Regions from separate parts of the Homo sapiens genome. Here all the other regions are linked to region 1. Evidence: chromatin contacts called from ENCODE Hi-C or POLR2A ChIA-PET data. All regions are on one chromosome and are shown on one strand. Each heading gives the region's core, a stretch centred on a gene start or an enhancer-like site at or near the end of the contact. The rest is flanking DNA. Distances are from core to core; before and after follow the strand shown.

Region 1 (3,638 bases), core at 383-2,882:
CCTCTTCAAATACATACTGAAAGCCCAACCTAATACAAGAGGTAAAACTGTTTCTGGGCTGAAGTGCTTATTGTATTTGCACAGGTCAGAGCTATAGTGTTCACTGTTGTCTCAGTTTAAATCAAAGACAAAGGATTCACATACAGCCATCCCATTCTTGAGATTCCCATAAAATGGGGGCATTTTTCTTCACCCATTGCAGCTGCACGTTAAGTACTAGAGGCTGTCTGTTCTTCAACAAGTACAGATTTGAAATGCTCAAATGCCCTGGTCAGAACAGCAATGGCACATTTAGAGGACACTTGAGCCAGGAATGAGAAAAAGGAAATGTTTCCCGCTCTGTTGACGGAACTTGCCTTAGATCACAGGCAAACAGTGATGGTGGCAGACAACAGTGGAAAGAAATCTTCCCTTAGGTGTCCTCTAAGAAGAGACTACATGTTATTTTTCATATGGACTTAGAACTAGAAGAGCTGTTTACATCTCATCTAATTCAACCCTGTAATTTTACAAATAAGAACATCTAGACCCAGCGTTTCCAAGCAGTTTGCCCTAGGTAGGTAGATACGTAGGAGGTATAGGTCCACTGCCAGGAACCAGGTTGTATTATCTGGATTACCAAGACTTCGTTATAAGCACATGTAGAGACCAATAAACGATTTAGACAATTCATACATAGAAGCTTCTGAATTCCTTCTTAAAATGTCAGGATGGTTATCTGAGGTGATTGGATGAACTGTGAGAAAAACATATTATAGACCCTTCGGACATAGTATATGGTTTTCCAGTAATCCTTGTGCTGTGGCTTGAATGTGTCCCCCAAAAAAACATGTGTTGGAAACATAATCCCCAATGCAATAGTGTTGGGATGTGGGCCCTAATAGGAGATATTTAGGTCATGGTGCCAACTATAGAAGGACTTCGGGCTTCAAGTCTTCAAGTTGTCTCTTTTTCTCTGTCTCTCTCTCTCTCGTGCTCTTTTGTTCTTCCACCATGGGATGACAGAGCAAGAACAGCAAGAAGGCCCTCACCAGGTGCTGTCACCTTGATAGGGGACTTCCCAGCCTCCAGAACTGTAAGAAGTTAACCTCTGTTCTTTATAAATTACCCAGTCTATGGTACTCTATTATAGCAGCACAAAACAGATTAAGACAGCTTGTAACAGTCTCTTCTGTTTTTCTCTACATTCCTAATGAATTTTTTTTAAAGCAAAAGAATGATTTTATGACTTTTTTCCAGTCCTTTATATGAGCATTCTCAGATTCATAGCTTGTTTCTTTTGGGTTCTGTTCACATTAGTAATGCCTCTTGCCTGTGGCATAAAGTAAATCTGGACATAACAAGTCTCCAACGCTAGTGAAAAAGAAACACAACTCTGTAGATTATTGAATTAATTGCTGCCCTGAAGGAAAAAAAAAATCCCCTGATGTCTTGTGGCAGCAGTCGACACAGATGGCCCGCTAAAGACAAAAACTTCTGTGGACTGGGAAGAGTCTCCTTCAGAAACACAGCTTCCATTATTTCAAGAGGGCATTTAAGGACACTTACTCCTGGCTTCTGGACTTTGCCGGGCGGAATTATTGTTTGCCTAGTGGCGCTGTCCACTAGAGGGAGTCAGGGTCCTTCCACGGAACTCTACAGGGAAGAACTTCAAACGAATGCAGCCATCTGAAATACAATGACGGGAGCAAGGAGGGGATAAGGGTGTCACTTCTACCTGGGACACATCTCACTTTGGAGAGCACTTTATTCATGGATGTGTTTCTTCCTTTGACAGATCATCACTGAGGGGAGATACAGTGTATTAGACAATAGGGAACACTACATCAACACTCACAGAAGGGCCAGCCTTACTCTCATTCTGGAATAATGCATGGAAGATAGAAACTAGGAAGCCTGCAAACTCGGTTTACTAGTTGAAAATTGGTCAACTTTCATCTGACTTACCTAAGTGATAACCTAAGCAGGTGTCAACAGCAGTTGCTTGATATCTCTGGCTTCAAACATCCTCAAAAATAGCTAACATTTCAACAAGCAAGCAAAGCAAGAGCCCCTTATCTCTTCAAAAGTATAACTGCTGCCTGTAGCCAATTCCTGCAGTTCAGTGTCAAAGAGACCCTTCTTTTTTCTCTTTTTCTTTAAGAAGAAAAGGATCTCACTATGTTGCCCAGACTGGACTCTGGACTTGAGCTCCTGGACTCACACAATCCTTGAGGCCTAATCTCATTCCCAAGTAGCTGGGACTATAGGCTCAAGCCACTGTACCTAGCCACAAAGAGACATTTCTTGTGGTCTTCAAGAATCCCCTATTATGATAAAATGCCCTAGAGGTCCAGCATGGTGGCTTACACCTGTAGTTCCAGCAATTTGTGAGCCCGAGGTGGGTGGATCACTTGAGCCCAGGAGCTCAAGACAAGCCTGAGCAACATGAAAAAACCCTATCTGTAGAAAAAATACAAAAATTAGCTGGGTGTGTTGGCATGTGCTTGTAGTCACAGCTACTCAGGAGGCTGAGGTGGGAGGACTGCATGAGCCTGGGACGTAGAGGTTGTAGTGAGCTAAGATCACACCACTGTACTCCAGCCTGGGCAACAGAGCAAAACTCTATCTCAATAAAATAAAATAAAATGCCCCAGACATATGGGGGAAAGTATTTGTTATAGTATTATTTACAATAGCAAAATTGGAAAGGTCTATATCAAAGGAATGGTAGAGTAAATTATGATGAAGCCACATAATACAATATGATGAATCCTTTAAAATCATGCTTCAATAATAACTTCAGTGACTTGGGAAATAATTATAAATTAGTGTCAAGTGAAAAATAGCATATTAAAGAACTGATGTACAAAATGATCTCAATTATTGTAATTTTTTTAAAGCAAAGGTACCAAAAGTCTAAGACAAATATCTCTGAAAGGTAGGATTACAGATGAATTTACATCATGCCTCCAATGTTTTTGTATTTAAAAACACTATTAAAATAAATGTTTTTAAAATTTATAACTGGAAAGAAGTAATTTTGGATTTATATACCAATACTCCTGAAAAAATGGCAACAGACTTTTTTTGGTTCTCTATAAATTTTGCTAGTGAGCTACAGGATTATACCAACTGCATTGTTAACAGTCATTCTGGAACTCACCTAGAGATAGGCTGTACAGAAAGGGAAAAACTGCAGGTTACCAGGATCTGGAATAAGTTGAATCAGAAAGGAAAGGTTATAAAAATTTGGGGAAGGGAGATGGGATTCATCAATAGGCAGATGTGTGTAAAGAAATTAAGTAAATCAAGATTACAACAAATGGGCATAAAACCACTTGGACATAGGGAAAGTTGTAGAGGTGAAGACAGAGTGCTCTGTCTTAAGTAAATGTCAGGAGGGCCCACAGCTGAGTAAGAGCTTAGTGCCGTGGAGAAATCCTGAAACCATTCCCGCTGTCATCCTCACATTGCCCTGAAGACACAACCCACACTGTGCACCGTGGGGGGAAATGGAAACCATGAAATTGACCACATCAGCCACGTAGACTAATCGCTAGACTTTGAACTTGTAAATGTTCCTATGATGCTCTCCAACTTTCTTATCTTTTTGTCATGGACCTTGTTTGCCTGCCTAGACTTAAAAATTGTAAATG
Region 2 (3,797 bases), core at 56-2,555, 94 kb before region 1:
GTTAGGCTGCAACCCGTAGATGGCAGAGGAAAGAGTAACCAGCCACCCGGGCTTGTAACTCCCGTTCTCGCACTCCAGATAAGGCGGAGACCACTTGAAGTGGCTCTTGTCCCCGCCGAGCCCGTCCTTGCGCCGCCAGCTGTGGCCCAGGCCCCGGGGCCCCTGATTGGGGCCGCGGCGGTGTAAGTGGGGCCTCCACTTGCGCCGGAGGCCGTGGAACCACTCGGTCTCCAGAGTGGCGTTGGCCAGGTGGGGTGCGGAGGAGGACAGGTCTTGGAGCAGGATGCGGCTCTCCTCGCGCGTGGCCTGGAGGAAGACCTGTGGGGCCGGTGCGGACAGCGAATCGGTGCTGAAGGTGATGGCCGCCCGGGAGATGCTGGGCTCGCCCTCCAGAAGGCTCCACACCAGCGCCTGGTACCAATCCAGGTCGTCCTGCAAGTTCTGCTCCCGCGACTTATTGCTCTGCAGCATCACGTTGAGGAAGTTGGTGGCGTGTGTCAGTGTGTCCAGCGCCCGGTGCAAGGAGGGGTGCGCGCTGGCCAGGGCTGGCCACTTCCCCGGCAGGCCCGCCAACTCGTAGCGGCCGGAGCAGTTGGCTCGCTTCAGCTGGTGGGAGTCCCCGGTGTAGAGGTAAGAGGCCACGTCCATGGGCACCTCCTCGGCGAGTTTCTGCGCCAAGATGGTGCCATCGGTGGAGCGGCTCCAGGGAGCCGAGGAGTCCGAGGCAGAGGCTCGACCCGGCTGCTGGGCGTGCGGCTTCCCCTTCGGGGTCCTCTCTCGAGGGGAATCCGGCCGTCCTTGGGGGTCGCGGCTGGCGCCAACAGCTCCCAATCCCAGCTGAGCAAGCAGGAGGCAGAGGAGTAAGGGGTAAGCCATGGCTCCCATCTGCCTCCCAGAGAGAAGAGGAGGGAACGGGAGGGGGGGGAATCACTTTTTAAATTTGGATCGTCAGTTTCTCAACAGTCAGACTTTTTCGAGGAGTCTTCCCCCTTCTCCAGATGGCACCCAGTCCAAAGGACTTGAAAATAAGAATGTTTCGAGATTGGCCCCGGGTGGCTAAGCTACCGTCGCAGAAATCAAGTCACCTGTGGCAGCGCTGGCCGTGCCCGCTGCGCGAGGGGCCGGCTGGGGATTACGCACCTCGCAGCCTGGAGCCGAGCGGGTTACATGGCCTCGCGCTCCCAGCGGCTGGAGTCAGCCCGAGTCCGTCTCTCGGCCCGGCTGCCGCCACCGCCGCTCTCATTGAGGCGCGTTCAGAAGCTGCTGCTGCTGCTGCCGCCGCGGCCGCCGAAGACGCTGCTCCATAGTCTCACCCGCCGCAGGTCGTTCCCGCCTCCCGGCACTGGCTCCTCCTCGACCGCTTCGCCCGGAGGCGCGGGGCGCGCGCCCAGACCCGCACCGCGAGCGCAGCCGCGACTCCCGAGGAGCGAAGACGTCCTTTAAGACGTTCGTCTGTCCGGAGTAGCGAAGGCCGGGCGGCTGGTTAATTGCAGCCTTTAGGTTTGGCCGCAAACCACACTCCACCCTCTCTCCCTGCTCCCTCCTCGGGGGAGGAAAGCCAGTTTAAAGAGGCAGCTTGGCCGCAACCAAACCCTTGTAGGGCGGCTGCAAGTCGTCTTGTTCCCTGTTTGGTCGGCTCCTCTGTCAATCAGCCGACTGCCATTTGTGGGGCCGGGGAGGGAGCTGTCCAGTGCTGAACCCGAGGCGGCCCGCGGGCGGCGGGGGCGCGGGAGGCAGCCTGCCGAGTCCTCGCACCCACTCGCGTTCCGGATGACTCGGAAACCTGCGTGGGTGGCGTAGGGTGGGCGGCAGAGGGGGGAGAAGCAGAGATTCGGTGGCTCAGAGCGAAGGAAACTTGGACGTACTGAGGGGGAGGGTGTTGGCGTCTTGCATGCTTAGTTAAATCAGCCTTTTGCCTGGAAAAGAGGGAGAAGGGAGTAGTTTTCATTTCTAGGTGAAATTAGACAGAAGGGACATAGGATGGAGACGTGTCCTCCTGAGCATCTGCTCATTTTAGGCAAATTATCAAATCATCTTTCTTGTTGTCAGTTAAAGAAATGATTAAAACATACTTGTCTAGGCTCATCTTAGCTGAGGGAGTAATGGAGAAATCTACCAGCTGTGCTTTAAGGAGAGAAAAAAAAGTCATATTTAAGGAATCTCTGCTTGGGGGCCAGAATGGAGGGGAACGTGTAAAAATGTATGCAAGTAAAGATGTGTAAGGGAGAGAGCAAGGGGGAGGACTCATGAGCTCTGGGAGAATGAGAAGGAGCCTGTGTTGAGTGAGAAGGGAAATCATCCTGACTGGGAGTTCCTGGAATTGAGAGATAAGAACTAAGACTTCTATTTAGCTAAAGGTTGGGATATCCCAGCAGAAGAAAGAAGAACTGAGCAAGTATGCCAAGTCCCCCAAATTATTGGTAAATTTCTTAACACAATCTAATTGATGTTTTGACGCTTATTAGAGAATTTAAGTGTCTTCTGACACTCCAAAAGTAGACTGGTACCAGAAAAGTAGTGTTTTGCACAGCTAGCTCCACTTTCCATATGCACCTCTATTTTCAAATTCCCCAAGAAAGACACAAATAGAAAATATCCAACTTACTTTAATTCCCAACTAACAAAAATGTCCCTCATGGCATTCTAAGCAGGCACTGCTTAGATTCACTGTACTATTTCATGTCATCCTTCCTATTGAGAAAATACTTAAGGACTGGAATGTAAGCTCCAAAAGAGCAAAAATCTTTGTCTGCATTGGTCACTGAGGTACCTTGAGCACCCAGAACACTACCTGGCACATAGTAGGCTCTGGCTAAATAGTTGCTAAATTAGTGAATGAATGGGAAGATCATGATGATGAAGCTAACTTAAAAATCAATCTCCTCACCCAAGAAGAGAAGTCTGCCTGACACACCAGTGATGAGGGTTTTTGGAAGAAGACACAGCAACCAGTTTTTCAAACCGCAGTGGTTGGTCTCCAAATGAGTTTTTATAGTTATGCAAAGAGTGGTTATTAGATTTATATTTACTTACAAGTAGATTTCATGTTCATTTCCGACTTTTTGTTTAAATTTTTCTTTGCAATGTATGCTCCTATGCTAAGTAAAGGTCATCCCGGTTTAGTGCTCTGCCACAGTATGGGTGGCAATAATAACAGAAAGAGTTTCTGCTTATTTAATGTATCAAAGTATAAACTATGGTATTCCATTTACTTAACCATCTAAAGTCCGAAGTATAATTTCCTCATTCATTGATCCTTTTAGAAAACCTATATAACTTATTAACAATTCTTTAAAATCCTCTAGTATCTAACTTAAAAGAAGACATAATTGTATTCGTAGATCCTTCTGTAAGTAATCAAATGAACTAAGCACAATCAAAAGACCTGGATTCTGGTTCTAGCTTTATTTTAAAGGAAGATATATGACCACTGGCAAGACATTTAAAATTTCTGTGTCTTGGGACACAAACTGTGTGTGGGCCTCGGGATTTCACATTGAGGTTGTACGGGGGAGGCACCTGAGCTAGTCTCCCAGGGCACCAATCCTTTCCCAAGTGCATATCTAATGAGAAAGATGCAGAATATGAGAGACTCTTGCAATTATAGTATTCCCTTCAATGGATCCCCTTCAACCTACATTGCCAAACAGCTGGGATGAGCTAGTTGGATCTAGAACAGCACTGCCCAATAGAAATACAATGTGAACCAGAAGTAGGATCCTTATAAATAATTTCAAATGTTCAAATAGCATATTAAGATAGTAAAAAGAAAAAGACTGAAATTAATTTTAATAGTA
Region 3 (3,798 bases), core at 172-2,671, 110 kb after region 1:
CCAGCCTGGACAACAAGAATGAAACTCAGTCTCAAAAAAAAACAAAAGAAAAAGAAAAAAGAATGCTTTATAGGTATAGATGATATAAACAGTGAGATAGACGAGTTAGGCTGCAAATTTTAACATTGCAACCATGTGAGTCCTGCTTTCATTATCCCAGTGGTGAGGTCTGCATTGGGTTTGCTGCTTCCTATGTTTTGTGTTTTTCTCTTTCTTGATTGTATTTTTCCAGTGCTGAGAGTCTACTTGTTTATTAACTCTAGATTGCAGGCTGCATGCAGAGAGACCCTCCCTTCACACACAATAAAATCTCCACTATGCAGTTACGTCTCTCCATGCAAACTGTACACTTCTCGCCTGAGTCCTTCTCTTCCATATGATCTTGCTAAAGGTACTTAGGAGCAGTCGTTCTAACCCACCACAATATTCTGAGTTTTTCCAATCAGTCTCCCAGGAAGGGGTAGAAAGGCATGTGGCTTCCCTTCTGTGACAGTGCATGTGACAATTTTACCAAATGGTTTGCCATGGAATAACAAGGTCAACAGCTTTACAGCCTGCCTAACAATCTTTCCCATCACTTAGATGTCACTTTATTCAATGACTATCATGAAGAATCAAATTATGATCCTTTCTAAGATGTGGAAATTCTATCAAGTCTTATCTTTCATAGGATTCTGTGCCAAACATTCAATGTAGCTATTGTATTACCTAAGTAGACATCTGTATTAGTTCGTTTTCACACTGCCATAAAGATACTACCCAAGATTGGCTAATTTATAAAGTGAAGAGGTTTAATTGACTCACAGTTCCACATGGCTGGGGAGGCCTCAGGAAACTTACAATCATGGTGGAAGGGAAAGCAGGAACATCTTACATGGTGGCAGGTGAGAGAGCGTGTGTAGGAAACAAAAGGGGAAGAGCCCCTTATAAAACCATGAGATCTCACGAGAACTCACTATCATGAGAACAGGATAACAGCATGGGGGAAAGCATTCCCATGATTTAATCACCTCCCTCCCGTCAGTCTCTCCCTCAACACCTGGAGATTACAATTCAAGATGAGATTTGGGTGGGGACACAAAGCCTAACCATATCAACAACATAACCACAGTTTGCTATCGTGTGCTCAGGGCCACTATTCACCACTAGAGTTAATCAAGACAAAGTTAACTGTCCAATTCAAGTTTCTTTCAAGCAAGCAAAACAAAAAACAGAAGGACCCAGCAGCTGTCTACTTTCCTTTCTATCCCCTGACTTTTCTGAGGCCAATACTGAGGACAAACCTTAATCTTGTGCAATTCCCACCCTTGAGCTGTGCTGTTTTGGACTAACGTAGGTTTCTTTTATCTTTATTGGCTTTGAGAATGCAGTTCATTTTTTTTTTCTGAATAAGCTCGATGGCTCAACACAGCCAGCAGGCTTAGGCTTTAGGCCCAGAGCACCCTGGAGGCCACATGTGGTTTAATCTGGACAAATGCTTTAAAACAAATTCCCTGGCTTTTTTTCAGAATTATTGAGATGACAGGCAGCTGCCACCCACTTAGTAAGATGATGTCCAGCACTAACTAGCAAGAATGCTTTATAGGTATAGATGGTATAAACAGTGGGATGGATGAGTTAGGCTGCAAATTTTAACATTATCTTAGAATTTGGATCACCACCTCACTGTACCATTAAATTGCTGTAATTCTTTTGTAATGTACCCAAAACGTTATTAAAGATAGCTTTGGCACACCCTTTATGGAATAAAATGCAGTTGTAAATCCTGAAAGTCTGTTTTTTCTAAGAATATTTTATAACATAAAAATAAAATAATGTGCCAAGATTCTAAATCTTCAAAATTTCTAGTTATTTCGGTATTAACCAAGCAAGCTGATGACAACTGACCATTATATTTTTTATAAAGTGAGAAAAAAAGTTTTCAAAAAGCAAAAATATAAGCCAAATGCCTTAATCAGAATAATCCACTTTGTAAAATCTGCATTGTTATATTGTCATTTAGTCTTATGTTCCCAGCATTATCTCATAAGATGTATTTAAATAGTATCTGGCATTGATTCTTCATAAGACGTCTACTTTCTTTAAGAACTGTTGTGTTTTTCATGTAAATACAATTAAAGTATAGTGAGTGAATTTTCAGACTGGTATTTTATTATTCCCGACTGATATTTTATTATTACAATCCCCTTAATACACATATTGGGGCTAATTTTCTTACAATAGATTTTTAAACTATATAGAAATTGTTAGATTTTTTTTTAAAAATCACATCAGAATTCAAGCGTTCTAGACAATTTATTCAAATGTTTAAAAGAAAACAAATTCTAAAATTATTAAATTTACTAATATTTTTCTGAGGATCTTATGGTGTTTGATTTCTGCCCCATTCTCATCTCATTGAACTTCTGCTCTCCTATAATATGTTCTAATATCATACTGTGCTTATTCAATTTTTTTTACATGTCTGTATATCATTAAACCTAAAATGTCATGGTAAAAGATTACAGCCTGTAATCCTAGCACCTTGGGAGGCCGAGGTGGGTGGATCACCTGAGGTCAGGAGTTTGAGTCCAGCCTGGCGAAAATGGTGAAACTCTGTCTCTACTAAAAATACAAAAATTAGCCGGGCGTGGTGGCGAACGCCTGTAATCCCAGCTACTCAGGGGGCTGAGGCAGGAGAATCACATGAACCCAGGGAGCGGAGGTTGCAGTGAGCTGAGATCATGCCACTTCACTCCAGCCTGGGCGAAAGAGGGAGACTCTGTCTCAAAAGAAAAAAATGAGTTATCATTATCTTAAATCAAAGGAAAAAAAAACCTCTAACAATTAATTGTCATAATGTTTCCTTCTCTCTTCGAATTTTATACTTGCTGAAACAGCCCTTTTCAACTTAAGATACAATTTTTTTCATGTATTCTTATAATTTTTTTCATGTATTCTCATAAAAAGATTAAGGATAAGGTACAGTGGTACAGTAGTCCTCCTGTATCTGTGGTTTCAGTTTCTGCAGTTTTAGTTACCTGTGGTCAACATGGTTAGAAAATATTAAATGGAAAATTCCAGAAATAGCAATCCATATGTTTTAAACTGCATGCTGTTTTGAGTACTGTGATGAAATCTTGCACCGTCCTGCTCCATCCCACCTGGACCTGAATTGTCCCTTTGTTCAGCAGATCCACACTGTCTACACTCCCTGCCCATCTAGTAGCACTTAGCGGTCTCACTTAGTCGACGAGGCTGTCAGATTGACTGTTATGGTATCACAGTGCTTGGGTTCAACTCTCAATTCACCCTCATTTTACTTCATAATGTCTCCAAAGTGCAGGAGTAGTGCTGCTGGCAAGTCGGATATGCCAAAGCAAAGCCATAAAGTGCTTCCTTTAAGTGAAATGGTGAAAGTTATGGACTTAATAAGGAAAGAAAAAGAAATTGTATGCAGAGGTTGCTAAGATCTATGCTAAGAATGAATGTTCTATCTGTGAAATTGTGAACACCTTGTTGTTTTAATTGTTCTATTTTATTATTAGTGGCTGCTCATTTCTTATGTGCCTAATTTATAATTTAAAGCTTAATTTAGATATGTACAGAAAAAAATATGTAGTATATAAAGGGTTGAGTACTATCTGCAGTTTCAGGCATTCACTGGGGGTCTTAGAATGTATTCCCTGCTGATAAGGGGGACTGCTGTAATCCTAAAATATCCTTATATTCATAGCTGGACTTATCTTGATCACTTTCCTCTCACAATTGTCAGTGTCCATATTTTACCATATTTTCTGCACTGTCAGGAATGTTGCA

What was found. Hi-C counts contacts between places; a loop is a spot of excess contacts on that map. ChIA-PET counts read pairs that join two places held with the same protein, here RNA polymerase II (POLR2A). Pooled maps may share reads with other maps.
Region 2: a pooled map shows a loop between it and region 1 (2.2-fold over the local background). The contact joins the promoter of GPR158 here to the enhancer-like site in region 1. A Hi-C loop is called at or near these places in 1 of 50 pooled maps. POLR2A ChIA-PET finds 5 or more read pairs at or near these places in 2 of 52 experiments (HEK293 and WTC11).
Region 3: a map of HepG2 shows a loop between it and region 1 (8-fold over the local background). The contact joins two enhancer-like sites. A Hi-C loop is called at or near these places in 3 of 168 maps with a recorded cell type or tissue (CD4-positive, alpha-beta T cell, HepG2 and K562), 1 of 37 single-sample maps with no recorded cell type and 1 of 50 pooled maps.

Annotation. Positions count from the first base shown.
Region 1 is chr10:25,079,130-25,082,767 of GRCh38, reverse strand. No RefSeq gene overlaps it. Among named protein-coding and RNA genes, the nearest start is that of LINC01516, 32 kb to the left of the region's middle. Within about 2 kb of position 1,632, at least 5 of the 41 ENCODE cell types and tissues checked have a DNase peak (open chromatin) inside an H3K27ac peak, as active enhancers do.
Region 2 is chr10:25,172,509-25,176,305 of GRCh38, reverse strand. It overlaps GPR158 (G protein-coupled receptor 158), which reads right to left and starts at 1,305. Exons shown (of 11, transcript NM_020752.3): 1 at 1-1,305. The coding sequence starts at 885. It overlaps GPR158-AS1 (GPR158 antisense RNA 1), which reads left to right and starts at 30. Exons shown (of 2, transcript NR_027333.2): 1 at 30-630.
Region 3 is chr10:24,972,742-24,976,539 of GRCh38, reverse strand. It overlaps a transcript of THNSL1 not described here. Among named protein-coding and RNA genes, the nearest start is that of PRTFDC1, 22 kb to the right of the region's middle. Within about 2 kb of position 1,421, at least 5 of the 41 ENCODE cell types and tissues checked have a DNase peak (open chromatin) inside an H3K27ac peak, as active enhancers do.